2 separate regions of the Homo sapiens genome follow, and region 2 is linked to region 1. The links are chromatin contacts, found by Hi-C or POLR2A ChIA-PET in ENCODE. All regions are on one chromosome and are shown on one strand. Each heading gives the region's core, a stretch centred on a gene start or an enhancer-like site at or near the end of the contact. The rest is flanking DNA. Distances are from core to core; before and after follow the strand shown.

The links. A loop is a pair of places that touch in the nucleus more often than their neighbours do. ChIA-PET counts read pairs that join two places held with the same protein, here RNA polymerase II (POLR2A). Pooled maps may share reads with other maps.
Region 2: a map of PC-9 shows a loop between it and region 1 (2.2-fold over the local background). The contact joins two enhancer-like sites. A Hi-C loop is called at or near these places in 1 of 168 maps with a recorded cell type or tissue (PC-9) and 1 of 50 pooled maps. POLR2A ChIA-PET finds 5 or more read pairs at or near these places in 5 of 52 experiments (GM10248, OCI-LY7, PC-9 and 2 more).

What each region holds. Positions count from the first base shown.
Region 1 is chr1:21,589,378-21,591,990 of GRCh38, forward strand. It overlaps LINC02596 (long intergenic non-protein coding RNA 2596), which reads left to right. Exons shown (of 2, transcript NR_187321.1): 2 at 1,608-1,810. Among named protein-coding and RNA genes, the nearest start is that of LINC02596, 4.2 kb to the left of the region's middle. RefSeq lists enhancers at 1,451-1,990, 1,991-2,529. Within about 2 kb of position 1,296, at least 3 of the 41 ENCODE cell types and tissues checked have a DNase peak (open chromatin) inside an H3K27ac peak, as active enhancers do.
Region 2 is chr1:21,623,440-21,626,052 of GRCh38, forward strand. The region is part of intron 3 of RAP1GAP (RAP1 GTPase activating protein); the gene reads right to left. Among named protein-coding and RNA genes, the nearest start is that of LINC02596, 38 kb to the left of the region's middle. Within about 2 kb of position 1,297, at least 11 of the 41 ENCODE cell types and tissues checked have a DNase peak (open chromatin) inside an H3K27ac peak, as active enhancers do.

The DNA.
Region 1 (2,613 bases), core at 46-2,545:
TGAGGAAAAAACAAAACCAAAGAAAGAAGTAAAGTGAATGTAATCCTAATCAAAATCCTATTGGTCAGGCCAGATGTGGTGGTTCATGCCTGTAATCCCAGCACCTTGGGAGGCTAAGGCAGGAGGATCACTTGAGCCCAGAAGTTCGAGACCAGCCTCAGCAACAAAATGAGGCCCCAATTCTAGTCCCGGGTGTGGTGGTGAGATGGGAAGATAGCTTGAGCCCAGGAATTGAAGGCTACAGTGAGCTATGATCGTGCCACTGTGCTCCGGTCTTGGCGCCAGAGTGGGACACTATCTCAAAAACAAATAATAAATAGAAAGACAAGTCCCTGAGAATGAATGTGGGAATGACTGAGATCCTTCCAGCCTGGGCTGCCCACCTCCCATCCACAGCCTGGTCAGCTGGAAGAGCCCATGTCAAGCACGAGGTTGTGTCCCCTGCCCATTGTACAGATGGGGAAACTGAGGTCTGAAGGAAGGCAGGGCTGGGGTCTAGGTCTTCTGTCTGCCAACCCCGACTCTTCTGCCAGCCTCTAAGGTGGACTCCTGTCTGAGCCAACTCAATGGCTGGGTTGAAACCTTCCAACTGGGACATTCCTGAAGGGGGTGAGTGTCTCTCTGGAGGTCCTCCTGTAGATGGACCTGGGGCCTGGAGTCTTCCCCTCCTGGGTCTCCCCAAGGCAGTGTTTGCCCATGCTGGCCTCTGCCCCTGGCCTGGCCCCGCCGTGGCCTTCAGGACCCCTCTAGGTCCCTGGCAGGGCAGCCCCATGCCTGGCTCTGGTCACGGTTCCTGCCCTGTGGCCAGGACCAAGGCCCCCCCCTGGCCCTTGCCCAGACCACCCAGCGCCAGGGCCTGGCGGAGCCCGGGTGGCTGGCGGGCAGTGCTCCCAGGCTGGCCAGCCGTGGTCTGGCCCCGCCTGAGGGGCTGTGGCCTGGGAACCGTCAGCTGTCTCCTCGGGGAAGCGGCTGGGATCTCCAGAACAAACAGGGAAACCACAGGCTCCCCCACCACGCCCCCAAGGAGGGGCACGGCCTCTGGCCTTGCCCGCCAACACCCCACTCTCCAGGCCTGGCTCCCCACTTCTGGGTGAATAGAAAGGAGGCCTGGTGGCAAGCAGGTCCCAGAAGTGCCTGATCCTCAGGTGGTGAAATGACAAGGAGTTCCCCAGACGGAAGCGCCCAGCACAGGGCACTGCACACGGGAGGCCCCTGAGAAACAGCAGCCCTGGACTCATCCACCGCTGGCTCAGTGGGAGCCACAGCAATCCTGGGGGATTCCTGTACTTGGCAGGGCAGGCTGGGACAGCCGCCCTAATTCAGACCGGCTGGGGGATGGGGTGCATGTGACTCCACTAAAAGCTGCAATTAGAGCCCAATTTAAAGAAACGCTGTGTTAGTTCCTCCCCGGGTAGATGTGATTATAGGCTCGGAGCTAAACCGTTTCTAACAGGATGACACATGGAGAGGCCCCTTCTGGGCTCTGGCAGGATGCCCAGCCCAGCCCCCGGCTGCACGACTGGGGAAACCAAGGCCCGGAATTCACACTGCAGGTGAAGAGGGGGCGAGGCTTCGGCTCCATCCCCACCTCTCACTTTTCTCTACAGGATTTCATGCTGCATCTAGAAGCCAAAACGCTGACACCCCTTGAAAAGGAGGGCTGGGAACTGAGATGATTGACGCCCCAAGGGGAAGCGGGCGCTTCCCAGAACAGCCTCGGCATGACCTGGACATGGAGCCAGGCGGCTGCTCCTTGCCCAACCCATGGGGGCCTTGCAATGATTAATAATAATAATGATGATGATAATGGTGCCAGCAGCAGCCGTGGCTCCCTTTGGAAGTGCTCCCGGGGGGCAGGCAACATCTCACGCATTCTCGCAATAATCCTGCCAGGGAGCTGCTAGTGTAGCCCCATTGCAGGGCTGGGGAAACCAAGGCTCCGAAGGGTCAATGACTTGCCCAGTGTCATGCCAGGAGCCAGTGGTATGTTCCTGCTGGGATTGGACAAGCGCCTGAGATCCTGAGCAGGGGGCAGAGTTCAGGGGGCGGTCGGGGGGTCATCTCAGTGAATGGCAACAATGAGTGAGTAAGCGAGCCTGTTAGCAAGTGAATGAATGAGTGAACGAATAAAAAGGCTGTTTAAGGAATTCTGCCCCTGGGGAGGCATGAAAGGGCCACAGGTCTCTCCCTAGTTGCCTCCCCCCGCCACCTCCAGGGAGACCCCTGAGATTAATGGGCCACAGACAAAGGCCCAAGTCTCACCTGCCCAGAAACAAGGACCCCTCACTTCCCGGGTTCCAGGGGTCCCCTGTCTCGTCCAACACCCCGCTAGGGCACAGGGCACTGCACACGGGAGGCCCCTGAGAAACAGCAGCGTCACTGAGCAGTGCCCTCTGGCCTGCGCCCCCCCACCTTCATCCCAGCCATCCCCAAATGCCACAAGGGTAGATCACCTGCCCTAGTCCCCACCACCACCTGCACCCTTGCCCAGGGCTGAATTCCCACATAGGATTGGGGTCTGGGGAGGGGCCAAAATAAGGGAAAAGCTGATCTCTCTTTACCCACTCTGCCCCCTCCCGTCCCCTTTGCAGCTCATATTGGGGAGTCCCTGGG
Region 2 (2,613 bases), core at 47-2,546, 34 kb after region 1:
ACAGCAAATGCTTCCTGAACTGTGGCCAAGCAGACACAGCTGCTTTGGATGTTGCGGGGGCAGGGCTGCCCACCAGCTCAGAGCCATACCTCTGTTCAGCTTCCTGAAAGAGCTGCCAGTGGCTGCCCACCACCCTCCAGCCCCAGAACTAAGGGCTCCTGGAAGGAAAGCACTGTGCCCTCCCTTTCCCCCTAGACCTGGCCTTGAATCAGGTTTGGGCCTGGAGAGCCAGCAGGAACTCTGGAGATGGGTGTTCCAGACACGGTGTAGCTTTGGTTTTAATAATTAACAACAGCAAATATTGATTTATGCAGCCACTTCCAGGCCTGAATGCTTCCGGGCACCCATCGAAATCCAGCCAGAGAAACATCCATTCCCACACTGCCCCCGGGGGAGGCGAGACCTGCTCACAGCACTGGAGATGGCTGTGTGCCAGGTGGCATGGAAGGTGTGTGCACATATGCGTGCAGCCATGTGTGCGTGTGTGTGAGACTCCACGACCGGATGTGGCTGTATGTATGTGGGCATACTGTCTTTCTGTGTGTATGGGAATGCCTTGGTATGGGAATTTGTGTTTGTACATGTGTATCTCATGCATGTGCAAGTCTCTGAATATATTTACAGACCAGTGGCTGTGGCTGTGTGTTTTGTGTCTGTGACTCTGTCCCCATATGTAGGTGTGGGTAGGCTGTGTATGTACGTGTGTGCAGGTTTCTGAATCCCCGAGTGGAGAAACCCCTGTAGGGAGGAGGGAAGGAGGGTCCTGGGTAGCTCGATGCCTGTACAAATGTGGGGCCTGAAGGGAGGAGAATGTCCCTTCTGGGTGCCCTGTCCAGCCCTGGGAATGTAATGACGCTGATAAGAGCTCAGCTTCCTAATTTCTACTTTCCAAAGTACTTTCACCCAATTGCAAGCTGGCAAGGCAGGTAGAGAAGAAACTGTCACCTCTGTTTTACAGATGAGGAACCTGAGGCCCAGAGACGGGCAGGGATTTGCCCACTGGCAGAGGAAGGTCACCTGCCCTTCAGATGGATGCCATCCATGTTATAAATGTGCACAGAGCTAGGGGCACCAGGGGAGGGGAATGGAGAATATGTCACAGGCCTGTGTTCCCTCAGCCCAGCACTGGCTTGCTGGAGACCCCAGATGAATCATTCAGTCTCTCTAGCCCCTGGTTTCCTCTCCTGTCAAAGGAGGATGGTCCACAGACTCTTGATTCTGAGGTGGGGGTGGGCTGTCGGGAAGGGAAGGTTCAGAGCCCGCTGTCTGAGCTGTGTTGGCACAAACGGAGGCTTCTAGCCAGACTGGGTGGAAGCCAGGAAGCCCGAGGGGAGGCAGCTTTTCAATAATCCGAGAAGGCCAACCCCAGGCTGTCTAGCACGCAGGGCCCAGGGCTATGGGCTGCTCTCTCTCTCTCTCGTCTCCTGATGGGAAGACTGAGGCCCAGGGAGGGGAAGCTGTGGTCCGAGGGCATACAGCCCTTGGTGAGAACCCAGGGCTCCTCCTGAGATGCTCAGGGGAAGAGGGACTGGGAGCTTCATTCATGAACCCAGCTGTCAAGTGAGGGCTGCCATTGAGTCTCTCCCTTCCTGCCAAGCCCCGGATCCACATGCCCCAGTCTTGGGCTGTTGCCCAGACAGAGAAAACAGGAGTCAGTCTCAGGAATCTCCTGCTGCTGCTCCCAGCAGCCCCACGTGGCACCCCCATGAAGGTGGTGGCCCCACATATGGACACCATTCCTTGGCCATCTGCCCTCCCAGCCTAGGCAAGGTACGTGGCCTTTATTCCAGGCCAGAGCTCTCAGGGAGGAGCCTGGTGGATTTTGCCTCTGCTATTTTCTGGCTGTGTGACCTTGGGAAGACCACTTTACTTCTCTGATCTCCTGCATCCTCAACTAGATAATGCCTACTACCCAAGGTTTACTAAAAGGACCAGGTGGCATGATGTCTGTGGGTGTGCTTTAGAAACTGCAAAAAGTACTGCAAAAGTGAGAGCTTGTCACCCCTGCATCAGAGAGGCCCTAACACCAGGCCCTCTGGTCAGACAGCTTGCATCCGGTCGTGGCCCCACCACATCCAACCTGAGTGACTTCGGGCAAGTGACTGAACCTCTCTGAGCCTCAATTTTCTCATCTGCAAAATGGGACTGATTATAGTAGCTATCACATAGTCCAAGGATGAGATGAAATACTGCAAATAAAGCATTAAGTACTCTCTTAGTACACAGTAAGTCTCAATAAATATTAGAGGTTATTTCTGCTATTTGATGTCCTGCATACATTGTTCAGTTATCTATTGCTTTACTGGACTGTGGCTCCTTGAGAGCAGGATCTGTATCAGATTGGTTTCTGGTCGCTTGGCACCCAGCACAAGGCTTGGCATGAAGCAGGTACTGGGCAAACGTTTGATTTTAACGATAATGATAGAGGCTCGTTGACAGGGCTCTTGCTCTGTGCCGGATGCTGTGCCTGGGCCGCCCTGTCTGTACTTTGCAGCAATCTTCACAATGACCCTGTGAAGTGGGTCCTCTCATTGCACCTGGTTTACAGATAAGGAGACTGATGGTGACGTTGATTGTGGAGATGATGAAGATAGCTGGGGGGCTGGTTTATTC